2 separate regions of the Mus musculus genome follow, and region 1 is linked to region 2. A link is a loop called in an ENCODE intact Hi-C map of the cell type or tissue named here. Cell type or tissue: heart. All regions are shown on one strand. Each heading gives the region's core, and the rest is flanking DNA. Links, peaks and the distances in the headings are about the cores only.

Evidence for each region. Hi-C counts contacts between places; a loop is a spot of excess contacts. Peaks named below come from ENCODE experiments on the same cell type or tissue, not always from the same donor. Only the 100,000 strongest peaks of a DNase experiment are listed, where the experiment ranks them.
Region 1: a loop joins it to region 2, with 2.5 times the contacts of the local background. A loop is called at or near these places in 4 of 42 quality-filtered maps.

What each region holds. Positions count from the first base shown.
Region 1 is chr15:94,657,453-94,665,785 of GRCm38, forward strand. The region is part of intron 2 of Tmem117 (transmembrane protein 117); the gene reads left to right. Among named protein-coding and RNA genes, the nearest start is that of Gm25546, 20 kb to the right of the region's middle. In heart, for the core only: a CTCF peak has its summit at 4,157 (motif pointing left); no DNase peak of the experiment used is centred there; H3K27me3 peaks cover 339 bases.
Region 2 is chr15:94,597,637-94,605,969 of GRCm38, forward strand. Gm30754 (a long non-coding RNA gene) reads right to left here and starts at 1,789. Exons shown (of 4, transcript XR_384359.3): 1 at 1,509-1,789; 2 at 611-996. In heart, for the core only: a CTCF peak has its summit at 3,931 (motif pointing left); no DNase peak of the experiment used is centred there; H3K4me3 peaks cover 284 bases.

The DNA.
Region 1 (8,333 bases), core at 152-8,151, 60 kb after region 2:
CCTGCGGAGGAGGCAAGAGAGTCAGAAATTCAGGGCTATCCTTGTCTCTGCGGGCCAGCTTGGGCTACATGCGATCTTATCTCTCATATATATTCTTTATGGTGAGTGTGTGTGTGTGCGCGCATGCCTCATACACATGTCAAGCTCCAGTGTGGAGGTCAGAGGACAGCTTGCCTTTCAACATAAGGATTCTGGGCTTGAACCGCAGTCACCCGGCTTGGCAGTAAGTACCCACTGAGTCATCTCCCTGGTCCTGAGGATGAACCTCTCTTCTTCAATAACATCGCAGAAGGGATGAAAACAAAGAGAACACTCTGTCTTCCTGTTCCATTAAATAGGAAGAGATTCTCCATTTCCCCTCCCCCCACCCCTGGGTAGGATGTCAGCAAGTTTTATAAATCCGTGTTGAATCCTGGTGAGCAGGGCAGCACAGCTAGCTTGCTCTTCCTAACCTATACTGTGTCGTCTTTCTGTGTTTAGTGTACACAGACTCTTGCGTAACTGGTGTTGTGCTTTTGGTTTTCTTTTTATGTGACTTGTTCATCAGCTTAAGTCCCTTGTGACTTCAGGCAGGACCAGTAGCTCACATGCGCTGTGTTAACTAAAAACACTCTCCAACGTGCTGGCTCCTTCACCAGCTAAACCCGCACTGAAATCTCTCACTTCTGGGAGTCTAATCCTGCTATCAAATTGGACCCAGTGGGACAGAGTGAGGCCAGGTGACCAAAGCCCCTCTAGGGATGCAGGTAGGAATTGCACTTTACCAGTAATAAAAGAGCCTTTGGTATTCGATATGCAGTTGCTGAAGCAATAGGAGAGGCCCAAGGGAACCACCTAGCAAAAGCAAACCATACCAAATTGTCTTTGTCAAGGAACAAGGCAGTGTCACTCGTTTTGAGCAGCACGCAATAAACACAAGCTGTCCCAGATTATTTTTTATAAGTAATCTGCTTTTAAGAAATGAAATACATATGGTAGCTTGTAGCCTTGAGATTTGCTTAAACTTAGGACAGGAACTCAAGAGGTTTGTGTGTGTGTGTGTGTGTGTGTGTGTGTGCGCGCGCGAGCGTGTGTGTAATGGAGTTAGAGGCAAGCTGGATTTTACATAGATCCCCATGCTTGCCTGCCCAAGCCCTGGCTGCTTAGAATCCTGACCACAATGACCTGCTTCCTTTTAAGATACTGGAAGTCAGTCCCTTTGCTTAGCTCATGTGCTGTTGTTTGGCTTGTACATTTTTTTTTTTTTTAAATCTCCGTTACTTACTCGGGACCATTTGCAGTAGGATTTCTTCCCCAAATGCATCCTTCAATCTCTTTCTTATTTTCTGCCTCGACTGTAACATTGGTTGGCCTGCTCTGCCTGCTAAAAGTTCAAAGACTCCAATTTGGGCCTAGAACCCAGACATGTATGGTCAACAGTTTTCCACTGTGGCCTTGGCTGCAGCCTACTGTGGTGTGTCAGGCCCTGTGCTTGCTGGACCAGAGGGAATTCACTCTCCAAGTTACCCCACAGCGGGCCCCATTCTAGAGGAGCAAACACAGAGGTCCTCTTGTGAGAGAAGTCACCAGTGCGTGCAGCTTAACGGAGAGAGGCGCCCCCCAGGCCTCTTCCTCACTTTGCCTGCCATGTTTGGATTCTGGACCGTTCTGCATTGTATTTTAAGGAGCCCGACTCCTTCCTGTAGACTCTGTCTTGGCATGGTTTATACATGGGCTCGGTTTAATCCATCCCAGATTTATCCAACCCAGATGAGTGCTAATTAGTTTTTTCTGCATTTGAGGTAGCCTGCTCCTAGCCTCTCAGTGTTGTCATGAATAATTGAGAGCTGCTGGCTCACCGAGCCACCCTGCTACAGAAGCCACTGCCCAGCCCCCAGGAGGCTGGCTTCACTGCAGCCAGAATGACAGAGTTCCATCTGGCGAGCCCAGTGCCACATGAAGCTTAGTACGTGGGCATTAGGAAAGAAACCTGTGTGCATCGGGATGCACAGATGTGCCCTGTGTCAGAGTAAAAATCAAAGCTTCCTTCAAACCACTGGAGTCTGTCTGTAGCGTTTCTTCCAGAAAACCGGCTTCTCACTTATACTTCATTATACAGTGAAGTCCCAATGCCTCTCCTTATGTCTCCAAACTGAAGATCAAACAGTTGGCATGATTAAAGGCTGCCATAAATTACAAATTTGGAAGCTGCATCTTGTTTTTAAAAAATTGTGTGTATGTGTGCGTGTGCACCATAGCATGTATGTCGAGGCCAGAGGAATTTCGTGTGAATTCGTTCTCTCCTACCATGTGTGTCCCAGGGATCGGACTCCAGCTGTCTAGGTTGGCAGCAAGCATCCCAGTCAGCATGTCTTTTTAAAAATTAATTTTCAGCCCTTCCTGGATGGCATTCTCTTACTTGAACGGTATGTATAAAACCAGAGCTATCCTACAATTAGAAAACTAATAACTTTTTGTTTATAACTAGTTTGATTTTTTTTAATGTTTTGTTTTGTGTGCAAAAAGACTCAGTGCGCCTTAGCTCGGGAATCCAATGTCAAAGCTGTTTTGTGGGGTTGTGAGGTTTGCAGCTGTTTGGGGGTTGTAAGGAATTGCAAGTGTGTGCCACTCCTTCTGGGAGTACAGTCTTCACCCTTCCACCTCCTACCCCCAAAACATACACACAAAGACTTTGCTCAGAGTCAGTTAGTGAGGTGCCCTGAGCCCAGGTGCAGGATCCCTGGAGATTGGCCCATAAACTCAGAGACAGCCCTCCCTCCCCACCCCTAGCTTTCTGTCTTCCAGAGAGAGGGCTGGGTGAGGGAGGGAGGGAGGGAGAGAGGGAGGGAGGGAGGGCGGGCTGGGTGAGCAAGGGTTGGGGGAGAGGGGGAGGGAGGGAGGGAGGGACGGAGGGAGGGAGGGCGGGCTGGGTGTTGGTTCTGTGCTTTCTCACTGATGGCATTTTGCTTCTGCACAAACACATCTTGCAAAAGAAACACATCTTTCTTTTAAACTTGTGCCTTTGTTCCAAAACAAACACAAACAAACAAACAAACAAACAACCTCCAAAACCAAACCAAACCGAAACAAAAAAGCCCTGTCTACTTTAAAGACGGTATAGCTGAATAAGACAGCTACCCCTTTCAGTTTTAATAATTCTTTTGTATCAACAAGTGGCTCCTTTTATTTCTTTATATATAAGTTAAATGTTATAAAATGAGAATGGAGATCACCTTTTGTGTCTATTCGTCAGGAAAATCTATGTGAGTTGGTTCAGTGGAGAGGTGTGAGATCTGTAGTGTTGGTTAAACCGACCCTCTGCTGCTTGCTTACTGTATCATGTCCATGAGATATACTGCCCACTTTCCATAGGGGAGCTTGTAGGCTTTGTTCGGTTACACTTTCCTATTATGTATTTTGTGCTTGACAGTGTCAATAAGACAGCTGCAATTAAACAAGGCCAGGATTTATTTTATAGGCTGTTATTTAACTAAAAGATTAGAGAGGGAAGGGTGGTTATTTTCATATGCTCTGCACACAGAATGCGTTTGTCCGCTTGCCTGCTTTGCAAGCAGGGAAAGTCTGTTTACATTTTTTGTGGGTATGTTTTATGGGATCTAAGAGTACGGGCTGAATGTTTACTGTAGCAGTCAGATGTTGGGTTTGGTGTCGACCGACACGGGCTAGACTCTCCAGGTGTGCACTGTAGGATGAAGTGGCTGCCACACAGTCCTGCAGGTGTGAACTGTGCAGCAAAGTCACACAGGGAACCAGAGAACCTTTGCTGTTACATTGCTTGCAGGTAGAAATGTTAATATTTTGGACACGTTGGGCTAAATGCAGTATCAGTTGCTGTTAAGAACATAATGTATGATTGTTACAAACATTTAATTACATATTTGCATTGTGTCTCAGTCTCATGGCATGGCTATAAATAGCTATAAGCACTACAGTGTTTTTAGCCCCTTCGACCTTATTTATCAAATTACCTAATTGTATGCCTGGTTTTTCTCTTAAAGAGGCTTGCGCTTTCTGGAAACATTAATTGTTAATGTCTGACATTAAAATTTCCTTTAGAGCTACTTCAAAGGTTTGTTCATCTCTAAGAGGTTTCATTATAAAAAGTTGGTTTAAGTTCAGTATGTATGTGAAGGGGGCGTTCTTCCTAAGGGTGAGCGCCATCTTGTGGAATGTGACAACTATAGCAGTTTATTCTGTTTTTCTCGACTGACTGCGTAGTAGACATTTGGGGGTCCGGTGGAGAAAGAAAAAGAAAATCCCTTTTTCTTTGGGACAGAAAGTCTCTTCTCTGCCGTGTCTTCTCTTGGAACTGTCTCATCCCAGTTTTCGGATGAATCTCCTCCTGTAGAGATGTTAAAATGCCAGGTTTTCATTTGAATTTTTGTTTTCCTTTCAAAATTAAGGTTTAAAAAATATATTATAAAAATGAGGGTTCTACATTTCTGCAGTTTTCCTATGAGAAACTCAGGGGTTTAAATATTATTAATTCATACAAGTAATTTTCCTTAGATAACTGTGAACAGGTACTGTATAAAAAAAGTCATGTTACTTTTTTTTTTTCCCAAGGACTGATTTTAGAGCTAGTTATATTTTAAATGTATGTAATTCCAGCATTGGAGATGCTGCGACAGGAGGATTTCTGCAAGCGCAGGTTCAGCCTGGATTGCTTAGTGGGACCCTGTTTTAGCAGAAAACAACACAAACCGAAAGTAACAGTGTCATTTTGCAGACATGGCTTTTGAAAGGAGACATGGCCCGAAGGCTTCTGATTGTGGGTCTCTTGTTTCTTGTCCTTGTACAGTTATGTTATATGGACACACAAAGATTAATTACTCAATTCCTACCTCTTCAACACCCCATTTCCTATTCAGAGCTTGTCAAAATAACTACTGGACTACTGAGGTCTTAAAGTGGACAACAATAGGTCTCTCGTGATTTGGATTACTTCAGTCCAGATCAATAAAAGTATGATATCGAGGCGGCTCGCTAACAATTCCCCCAAAGCCTTTATCACCTTCCCAAGAGGAGGTCAGAGCAGTTGTGAGTACCTGTAAGGGATGGCTCAGCTGCTTATCTCTCAGGGTGTCCGACCTGGCCTCCCACTTCTAAAATTGTACCTGACTTGTGCCTCCGACCTTCTTTGAGTCCTCCCTAAAATTCAAGAGAGCATTCTGGCGGAAAATACAACACAAATATCAGGGTTTGATGAAAGACTAGAAAAACGAAGGCACTGGACAGCCAGCCCCGCCCTCAGGGAGGGAACAGTGTCCGAGTCAGGCCATAGCAAAAGGAGCCCTTTCTTCCCCAAGCAGGAAAGGACTGAAATAAGTGTTTCATTCTTAGGAAAACATCATCAACTGCTTAATAATTAAAGTATACTCATAAGCGTCTCTGTGGTGACAGACTGTTAGAGCGCTGTGTTTAATATTGCATTTACTGCTCTCGTTGTTTATTAAATAAATTCCTTGATGAGGTGAAAAAAAAATCTCTTTATTCTTTCTCCAATTCATCTTTTAGATCTACGGTATTTGTTTTTGCTCATGGTTGTTTGGTTCTTGTTGGCATCAGCAGAAGTCTGTTTTCTGTGGCGTTCAGTCCAATAAGAACTTTTGTGGAGAGGGTCTCCATTCAGTATTGTGACCAAAGGTGACAGCTGCCTTCGGCTTGTGTAGGGAGCTCAGGGGATCTTCCAGACAGCCGTCTGCGCCAGATCTCATTCCTGCTGGTTTTGTTTTCCCACTTGAGGAACAAAGCAGGGAACTGGAAAACCCCCGTGGATTAGCAGCAAGCACAGTCCCTGGAGAGCAGGGACCCACCTGTCCTCCTGAGCTGTAAACAATCAGCTTTGTGTGTGGGTCCTAGTCCAGGCAGGTACTGGGTACTAGAGCACAAGTTAACTCTGCCCCATGTCAACATGAGGGCTTCAGGGACAACAGGCTGTGGGTCCCCTCCGCACTGTGCTCTGGCACCATAGAGATGTAGAGCCCTAGTCTACTCTAGCGAGGGGTTGGGTTGAGTGGATGTACCCGCTGTCGTTCTTCCTTGAACCAGGAAGCAGCATCGTTGCTTGGGCAGCACTAGACTCCAGTCGTTCAGAGGTTTCCTGGGAGGGAATGCTAGTTGACATCCTGCTCATAGTCCCTGGAGAGTGATGGTTTTAATGCACCCGAGGGATGGGGAGGAAGGTTTTCTGTCTCCACCATTTCCCAGGAAACTGATTGAAACAGAGCGGTGCGGCTTGTTGAGATAATATCATGAAAAATTCAAAGGTCGGAAGACAACTGAGTGGCAATCACAGGGTTTTGCACAATGAGGCTTTCGAGAGGCTCAGCTACAGGTTTGGCGTGCTTGGTGACGTGTCTTTCGGCCTTGGAAACATAGCTAGCATCTCAGAGAAGGGACCCCTGCTTTGGAGTGACAGGAACATGACTGGAAAAGCATCAGCTTGCTGGGCTCACTGCCGAGGCCCTGAGGTAGAAGGGTTGGCATGTGTTCTAATCCCCACTTAGGCTCAGGCTGAGGGCCGGGTGTCCCCCAAACCCAGGAAAGACTGAGGCTACTTGAGGCTGCAATGGAGACAGGGTGTGAAGCCAAGGCGTGCAGCTGTGAGACTGTTGGAGCTGAGCTCTTGTGCTGGGCAGAGCTTCCCTTCAGCTGTCCCGTGAAGACCAAGGTCTCCAACCCAGTTCCATATGGTTTGCATCACTGGCAAGTCAAGAATGGTTTCTCTTTGGGCAAGTCTATGAAAAGGTACCACGGTGTACAAGGCCCCAAAGGTGGAAAATTGAAGTTCAAGTATTGGTTCTGTCCCTGGCTAGATGTGTCACCCTGGAATATTTTCTTCCTCTGAGAGTTGTCAACTGCACATCTGCAAGAAAGCCATCAGACCTGCATTACAGAGCTGTGTGGAAGACTAAGTGAAATGTTAAATGTAATAAGTCCCACATTGTACTTGAGGTGCTGCAACTACCCAGGAAATAGTTGCGTTCCTATTCGGTGTCTGATGCCATATAAAGACTAGTACCTGCTTATACCAGATAATTGTTTGCTAATTTGTTCTGAGACATGGCCCCATGTGGTCCAGGCCGGAACTGGCTGTGTACCTGAGGTGACTTCTGCCTTCTGATTCTTTTGTCTCCATCTCTAAGTGCTGTGATTTAGATGTGTGCCACCTTACCTGGCTCGTGCAGTGCAGGGGACTGAACTCAGGACTTTGTGTTAGAAGAGTACTTCCCAACTGAACTACATTTCCAGGATATATTTTACTGATTTTTATGGTGCTGAGGTTCAAAACCAGTGCCTCGTATATGTTGAGCCTTATCACTGAGCCACACCCTCTGGTGTGTAGCTGCCCGAGCTCCATTATCAGGGCTCTGCCCCATGAGAACAGATGCAGATCTATGATAAAGGAAGGCAGCATTAAACTGATGGCCCAGTGACCAAACCCCATTGATACGTCTGAAGCCCCGACTACGTGCATGCTACCTTTGTAAATCATTACAGAACTATAATGGGGTGTGTGCTGTTTAGTAGTGAAGAGACAGGGTCAAAGAGATGAGGTAGCTCATGGCCATCTAAGTTCTGGACTAAGGCAGGACTGACATAGATTCGTTTGAAATCAGTTTATGTTTTTCCACTTTCACACACTACATTTTAAAAAAATTTTATTTATTTAATGTTTGAGTGCTCTGCTGCATATATATCCACCTGCCCAAAGAGGGCGTCAGATTTCCCTATAGATGGTTATGAGCCACCATGTGGTTGCTGGGAACTGAATCCAGGACCTCTGGAAGAGCAGCCGGTACTCTTAACCGCTGAGCCATCTCACCAGTCCCCCAGTGTGTTTGTTTTTTTAAAAGAGAGATTTATTTTTGCACGTGTATGTGTGTGTCATGTGCATGTAGTTTCTGTTTGTGTTCTCATACATGTGTAGGTCAGAGATTGACACTGTGGGGGAGGGTCTTCATCCATTGTTCTTTAAGTCAACTGAGGCTTGATCTCTCAATGCAATGGATGGTGTCTCAATTGAACCCAGAGTTTGCTCATGGCTAGTTCAGCCATCCAGCTTGCTCTGGGGATCCATGTGACACCCCTCCCCCATCCCCCCCCAAGTCTCTGTCTTCTGGGAGGCCGGTGGGGATAAAGGGCACTTGCTGCATATGCTTTTATGTGGGGTTTGAGGATACAAATTTGCAACCTCATGCTTGCATGTCAAGTGCTTTACCCACTGAGCCATCCTCCAGCCATCAAGGAGAGAGGTGATGAGGGAAGACTGTAATCGTCATTTCAAAACACACTGGGTCCATGAGTCCACTTACATCTTCATAGAACAA
Region 2 (8,333 bases), core at 300-8,299:
CAGCTGAGTGAATTTGCTACATTAAGTGACAGCTGAGTAAATTTGCTACATTAAGTGACAGCGGAGTACAAAATGTTTAAGGCCATGGCCCCAGCACTCTGGAGTTAGAAGCAAGAGGAATACCACAAATTTGAGGCCAGCCTGCTTTACATAGTGAGATCCAGAGCAGCCTAGGCTAGTGTGAAATGCCGTCTCAGAACAAAAATCAAATTGAAAAGAAAACAGAGACAGCAGACATCGTCCCCAAGGGAAGAGTCACGTGAAAACCAATTACTAGTGCAAAGAAATGGGGAACTCTATAATACCAGTCTCTACTCTCAGGCAAGGGTTTCTCAAGTTCAGATTTGTCCAGGTGCGTCTTGTCTCCTGGTGTAGGACTAGCCCCCCATCTTTGAGAATTCTGACCAGTTTAGATACTAGGACTCAAGTAGAGTTCTGTATGGTGTCTCCCCAGGCTGCCCTGGAGGTTGTGCTCTGAGGAGCCCACCCCCTGAGCCCACCCCCTGACCCTCCATACTTTCTCTTCAGGCTTTTTTTTTTTTTTTTTTTTTTTTTTAATGGGTGTCATGCTCACCCCCTCCCATCAGAATTTTTTTGGAGACAATCTTACTTTGGCCTTATAGGTTCATTTTTCTCGTCAGGGTTCATTACACTCCTCAGAGCAGCTCACTTCAAGAGGTTAGAACATTGGCTGATGTCTCTCCAGACGTTGCTTTTTCACAGAGGAGCAGATATCCAAGTAACCATAGCCCTCGACTTCCCTGGCTCCAATCAGAGAAGGATCCTCTTGTTTAACCTCGGTCTTGCTTTCTTAGGTGGCCATTGTCTGTGGCCTGGTATTTTCCACTGTGCTATTGTGAAAGATAATAGGAGGGTGAGGTCCCCGGTGAGTTCTGCAGTGTATTCACACTGGTCCGCGAATTTTGGATGCTGATAAAGGAGATGGAATAAAGAACTCCTTGAAGTGTAACATGGTCTGTTCGAGACGGCTCAGGCCTGGAACACAAAGCACACTTGAAGTATTAAATGATGTTCGTGAGTGATGTTACACACCTCTAAGCACGTTAAATGGCACATTGAAGGTTTCAGTGTGAGTGCCTTCAGAAGGAAGTAGTTCCCAGTGAGAAAATCTCCAGGGCTCCTAGTGTCATTTCTGAGGCTACCTAGTTGGGTAATGCTGCATGAGAGTTGGTAAACAAGAGAGAGAAGGGGCCGAGTTAGCAGATGGTAGGTATTGCGACCCTTATTTTGGGGGATGTATCATTACCGGGTCATTTTTTTTTTTCTGTAAACGTCACCAGGATGCTTTGACCATTATGGCGCTTTGTTTTGTTGCTGTCTTGGCTCCCCCCCCCCCCACTCCCCTTGTGTCTCTACAAGGCCCCCTTGTGCTGCATCCTCTGCTTCTGCACCACGCCCACCTCCCACCCCTCCCCCACACTAATCGAACTAACCAGGTCAAGGCTTCACAGGTCCACCTTACATTCCACAAACTGGAGGAACCTCACCTGAGGAATTAGACTGGCCTGTCGGCTTATTTCTGAGGAATTTTCTGGGTTAAGGATTGACGTGGGAGTGGCCAGCCAAATGTGGGCGGTGCCACTTGGGGGCAGGTGGTCCCGGGGTCCAAGAGAGCCAACTGAGAGTGCTAGAGATAAAAATGCAGTTCGCGACCCTCCTCTGAGGTTTCCGCTTCAGGTCCCACCTCCAGATTCCGGCCTTGTGTGCCTGCCTGACTTCCCTTAGTGATGACCTGGAAGTGTAAGATGAAACACCCAGCCCAGCCAAATGCTTTAGGTCAGTGTTTTATCACAGCAACAGAAAGCTAACTAGGACAACGGGTAATTGGAAGCCAATCCAGTAGACTGATTCACAGCAAGGTACTTGCTCACTGATTCATCAAACTTTTATTGCACTCCGCCCTGCCCCCCATCCTCACCCCACCCCCGCCCCGCAGGCCCTGTGCTGGAAGTAAAGTCCTGATCAAGGTTGTTTTTGATATATTATTAATGTTCAGGGTAGTGACCTTGGCTCTGGGTTCACATACTCCTGGGTTCAAATCTCACTCTGTCACTTGCAAGATGTAGGGTTCAGAATAAAAATTACCTACCTCTTAGAATTCTCAGCTTCTTCCTTTGCAAAAATTGGGACAAAAATGAATCTTACACATGACTGGGGGAGGGGGGCAATTCTTACAGATAATCATATTGCAAGCACATATTACTTGTTTATTAGTCTATTATACTTATTCTATATGATATGTATGCTATATACTATATTAAGTGCCTGATACTATGTTATGTTTATTGTTTCCATGTATGCTTTTTGTTGATTTTTGAATATCTTAATGTTTGGATATAAATCTGTTAGTGGTTTAGAAATTAAGGACTTTTAAGTCTTGGGGCAGGTTGTTCAAAGCTATTTAGGGATTCGGGGAAGTCTGAGTTTCACCAGTGCCTGTGGCCTTGGTTCTGACAACAGAATCCCCTGGTGTCGGTGTCTGAGGAACTGAAGCAGAGCTAAGTGCTGAAGGCAGAGGAGGTGTTATGAGGATACAGGGAGGTAAGCTTTCAGGCGAGGCAGCCTGCTTATAAAATGCCAGGAACCAGCCGCTCAGGACCCTGAAGTGAAAAGTAGGTCACTTGGTAGGAGTGAAGGTGTCAGGTAGCATACAAGGTGAAGAGCCCAGAGCCATAAGCAGTAACAGGCTGCAAAGATGCTACAATAGCCATAAACCAAAGGAGTGCCTCTCCACAAGTGCCAAGTGGAAAAAAACTGCTGGCTGACTGGGCAATCAACATTTCGTCACTGCGAAATAATACCGATAGTCTTCACAGCAGTGTCACTTCTGAACACGGAAGACCATGATGATAGCGAGGCCAGATAGCTGGCTGTGAACCAGAATGGGAAGGCAGAGCAAGACAGAAAAGGAGTGAAGTTCCCGTATGTCCAGTCTGCCTCCCGAATCCGCACTGTACTTTTCAAATGGTTATGGCTTTAAACTTTGGTGTGCCAAATTCTGGGACGCTTGAGTGGAAGCTCTGCTTGTTTGCACATCCTGTGCTCATCACGACCTTACCCCGCCCCCGCCCCCCACCGAACAGAGGCCGTCCCGAGGGGGTCTCAAGGTTCAGTATGTTGAGTGGGACTTCTACCCATACAGATTGCTTTGCTTGGAAGAAAGTTGAAAATAACTAATTTTGTGAATGTGATGAGGATTATACGATCAGAGCCCATGCCTACCACCTCATACAGCACTCTAGCTATGAGCTGGGGGCTTCCCAGCTCGCTGGGAAGGCGGCGCAGTAGAGGAGGTCCGCACTGTACCGTTTGGCTTGTGGGTGGGTGGTCATGGCTGGCAGAGGTGTTCTGCTCATTTAGAATCCTCGTCGCTTTGATCTTTCCTAATCTATGACGGTTTCTGCTTTCTTCACTTACCTTCGGTCCACTAGCTGCGCGTGCCTGGCAAAGTGGATGGGATAAAATGTGGCTGAAAGAACAGAGGTTTTGGTCAGCTCTGCATCTGGAATGTAGTTTCAAACAAACAAAGACTCAACCATCCTAGTCCAAGAGCTATCGCTCTTTGACGATTTGATCGGAGCAGAAACATCCGGACGTCCTGGGTTTCTAAAAGTGACTGTGTTAGGGTTGTTTTATCCTCTCAATTAGTCAGGAGCAGGAGGTATTCTAGTTTTTCATCTCTGAGATGGGAAAACAGCAGGGAAAATTTCAGTTCCATGGATCTGGCCTCTGTTGAGGGAGAATATCATGGCAGAAGGGTGTGACTTAGTGTCACCTTGAAAACACTGAGTCAGGAGGAGGCCCTGTGTTTGTGCTTTGAAGTCCGCCTCCAGTTCTGTATCAATTGGTTAACACACTGTTGAAGTCAGAATCCTCTTGATCCAATCGCCTCTCAACACTGCCACCAGCTGGTGACCAAGGCCTTTAACACAGGACCTTTGTGGGGTGCTGCTGTCTGTGTAACATATAACATTTTTTAAGTTATTAAAGAAACAAAAAAATAAAAACACCACCTGGCCCCCCAAACTATGATGCAACCTCTGCATTAACTTCTCTGGCATCTGATTCGTTGACTCTAGGTGGAATGGACTGATTAAAAATTTATCTAACCCCAAGTCCACTAAGTGTTTAAAATAAATTGAAGAAATTTGAAAACTGGATTCTGTTCTCTAGCCTGCCAGGGCCACTCAGGCATCCTGGTCATTCTGAGCAGGTTAAGATGTTATGATAAGGCCCACATCTAGATGAATATAAATATTGCTCCTGACATACTCTCCTTAGAGTGTCAGGCAGAGATAGAACTAAACAAAAGGCATATGGTTCTAAACAACTGGAGAAAGCAATTTTACTACAAGCCGTGCCTAGGAATCTACCCCGGGAAAGAAATCTTTCCAGGTCTCTGTTGAAGTACCTGAATAGACAAGATGTCATTTAAGAGAACAGATTTCTGCTGCGAACTCATGCTTTTACAACACAATGTCAGATTGCCATTAAATGGGGGAATAAAGGTGAGGGTAACATTGAAAATATCCATTTATTTCCACTTGGGATGCTCCTGACTTGACAAGACCCAAATTCAAACTTATGGTCTTAAATAACCAGGATGGCTTAGGAATTTTATAAAGCTGACAGTACTGAGAGCATCTCCCACTACTGAAAGCAGTGAGCACGATTTAAATATTTTGGAGTCAACTAACAAGAAACCACACCATTTCTTTGAGTTAAAAAAAATTAACTTTTTCAAACTATAAATTATGTTAATGGATGAATTTGTTGTCCCAGAGTACCTTGGGAGAGACATGTTGAGTTGTGGATTCCACTCATCTGTCCTGACAAGATTCAGTCTCTTCTAAGACCAGAAATTGACTGAGGTATTTTCTTGTTCCTTATTTGCATAAAATTTGCTTCTGTCAGCTCTATGCATGCAAGTGTGAGAGTCTTTTCTTCAGAGCCATTAATTTTATGAGCTAAATTTAGAACCACGTCTCTGCTTGTCTTGAGCGAGGTTGCTAATTTCTAAAGAGGAACATGAGCAGAGAGAAACCTATGTGTGCTTTCTAGTTTACTTATCTTGTTTTGTTTTGCAGCAGAGATCTATATATGCGTTTAGTAGTTTGAAAGTGCAGGGTAGAAGGTTTCACTGTGGCTATTAGGAGACTCTTAACTGTGCCCCCATTGTGCTGCTGAAAAGAAAAAGAACTCCCATTTTTTTCTTCCTATCTGTACTTGAAAATGGACAGGTAAAGTTATACAAATAGATTGTGTTTCTATCCAATTTCTTATGGCTGGTCCTAAGTGTTTCTGTGAATATTAAGTTCCCCACGGGAGTAGAAAACCCATTAAGTAAGCGCTGGGGACATTTTTCATTCCATTTCCTGAAAATAAAATAAAATTTTAAATTATATTTTTTGTTGCTAATTTATGTGATCTCTAATCATATCTTCATTGCCACCCTTCTTAGCTTACTTTAAAAAAAAAACTCTGTTTTTCCTTAATCTTAATGTTTAAACATGCTTTTATGGCCTTGATTCACATTTTGATAAAATGTTAATAGAGTAAGGGACAGAGTTGTCCCCGTGGCATTTTAAAGGACCGCACGCCTCTCTCGTTTCTCTCTGTAACTTTTCTTATTTCCTGCCATCTCTTCTTTCAGTTTGAAAGTACTTCTGAGCAGGGCATCACTCCACCAAGAGGAATGTGGTTTCCATACTTCTCTGCGAAGCGCTCCTTAAGCCAGGAACTCAGCGAATCAGGAGTTCAAGGTGCTGAAATACAGGGGAAGCAACCTTAAGTCCCAGCAGCTGATGGGCGACGGTAGGGAGAATTAGCGGAGCCAGTCTGTGATCTAATAACCTATGTGCTAGGGAGTGTTCCACACAGTCTTCCGCGATCTCTAACTTGGCTTTCTGCTTCTGGGTTTTGCCCAGAGGAGAATGGAAAGTGGCCTCATGAGTCCACCTGTCTCCAGGAGTCGTCACTTCCGCCTACCTCCGAGTCTTTGTTTCCACCTGTCTCTGAGTTGTTTCCTGCAGGTTTTCCTGATTTTCAGTTCAAAAGCTAGATCGGTGATAGACTCTACTGTAAGAAGAGCTTCCCTATCTTGTTTCTCAGAGCAGTATCGCATTTCCCCTTATAATATTACAGAAGGGAAGTCTAAACGGCATTGATTTCCCGGTTATAATAGCCTGGATTATAGTAGGTTCAATAGCGTGTAACTCTGGAGGCTGATTTTGAATTCTAGAAAAAGAGATGTATTTAACATTACTAGATTTTGTTTTTTTTTTTTTTTTGTTTTTTTGGTTTTTTTTTTGGTCATCGTTTCCAGATAGGGACAGTTGAATTATCACGTTGAAATTATGAAAACTAAAAAAGACCCCATTATTCATTCATTGTACATTCATTTCAGAGAGCCTAACCTTCTAGATCTTACAGCATATACTTGGAGGCATGTGTTGCAGGCAGAACGAATATCATCGTGGACAGGTATGCAGCAAGCACTCTTGTAGTCTACAGCTACATAATTTCATGCATCCTGTCCTCTCATAGGGGACAGAAGAAGGAAGAGATGGCCCACTCCTAAGACCGAGAAAGTCTTGAACACACATACAAAGATAAAAAGACAAACATTCACCAGACTTACCGTTCTACAATCAGTATAAATGCACCAAATGAATAAGATGTCTTAGGACATAAATTATATTGAACTACAGAATTTTGGAGGTTAAATTGGACTAAGTTTTCTTCTGTCCAATACATTTATTATTCACAGGACAAGTCTTGTGCCTTAGTTAACATATACAGATATGCATGGAAGAACCCTGAGTACGCACTGGACATTAATTTCACATGTTTAAATCGGTGAGAGGCCTGACCAAAACAGACCATGCATGATTCCTATTTACATCTTTGGTGTTGTTGTTGTTATATTCCAAATAAGATTATTTGCCAGAATATTTGTCTGGGACATGAATTTTCTTCAGTGGTCATGGCTAGCTATTTGTATTCCATCAAGAAAAGGCACATTTTTATAGTTACGTTTTACATTGCTAAGATCTTAGCCATAAATGCATAGAACGAACATACGTTAGGAGATCCAGCTGTGGGCATGATCATGTGATTGTTAAGTACTGTTTATCTTTTCGTAGGAATAACTACAGAAATAACCACAAAGAAAGCAAGGGTTCTGGGCTTCAGCGCACGTTAAAAACACCATTTAGGAACTTGTCATGGTGGCACTTGCCTTTAGCACAGGCAGGGGCAGGGGCAGGGGCAGGAGCAGGGGCAGGGGCAGGGGCAGGGGCAGGGGCAGGGGCAGGGGCAGGGGCAGGGGCAGGGGCAGGGGCAGGGGCAGGGGCAGGGGGATCTCTGTGAATTCAAGGCCAGCCTGGTCTACATGGAGAGCTCCTAGAGAGCCAGAGCTACATAATAATACTCTGTCTTAATTTTATATATTACATATACATTACATATCTATATAAAATATTATATATCATATATACATATATAGTATATAATATAGTATAATATAATATACATTCAATTTATCATGCAAATATACATAATAAATAATAATATGTATGGTACTAGAACTAGAGTGTATGACAGAATGTGGCACATGCTTGCCTGTACCATTTCATTCCATCCTGAGCATTGTCTAGCATAAATAAAAAAAATTTAGACAGGATCTTTGTTGGTCTGTTTCCCAAAGTGTTCAGCAGAGAAGAATTTGAATCTAGGCTTGGATAAAAGTCTACATTCTTTAACCTATATTTATGTGTTTACATCATCTGCATATTTTATATGTTTGTGCAAGCTCAAAAGATGAATTTATCAAGAAATGTATGTGGTAAATCTAAAGCTCATCTCAAAGTACAGACAATGAAATTATATGGGGTAAGGGGGCTTGGAGATGGTTCAGCTGGTTAAAAAATTGCAGTGTAAATTAGAGGATGGGAGTTCGCATCTCCAGCGACATCTCCAGTGACGTCTCCAGCACCTATGTACTTGTTGAGTGGAGGTGACAGCTGCCTGTGATGTCTATACTTAGAAGGGAGAGAGAGAGAGAGAGAGAGAGAGAGAGAGAGAGAGAGAGAGAGAGAGAGAGAGAGAGAGAGAGAGAGAGACTGGGACAATCTGGCTCTTCAGACTAGCTAAATCAGTCAGCTCTGCATTCAAGTGAGAGTCCGTGCCTCAGTATATCAGGCAGAGAACGAAAGGAGCAGGGGGAGATAGCCCATATCAACCTTGGGTCTTCACAGTCATAGACTCAAGCATGCATGTACACCTGCATGCACACACGAGTGAACATGCAT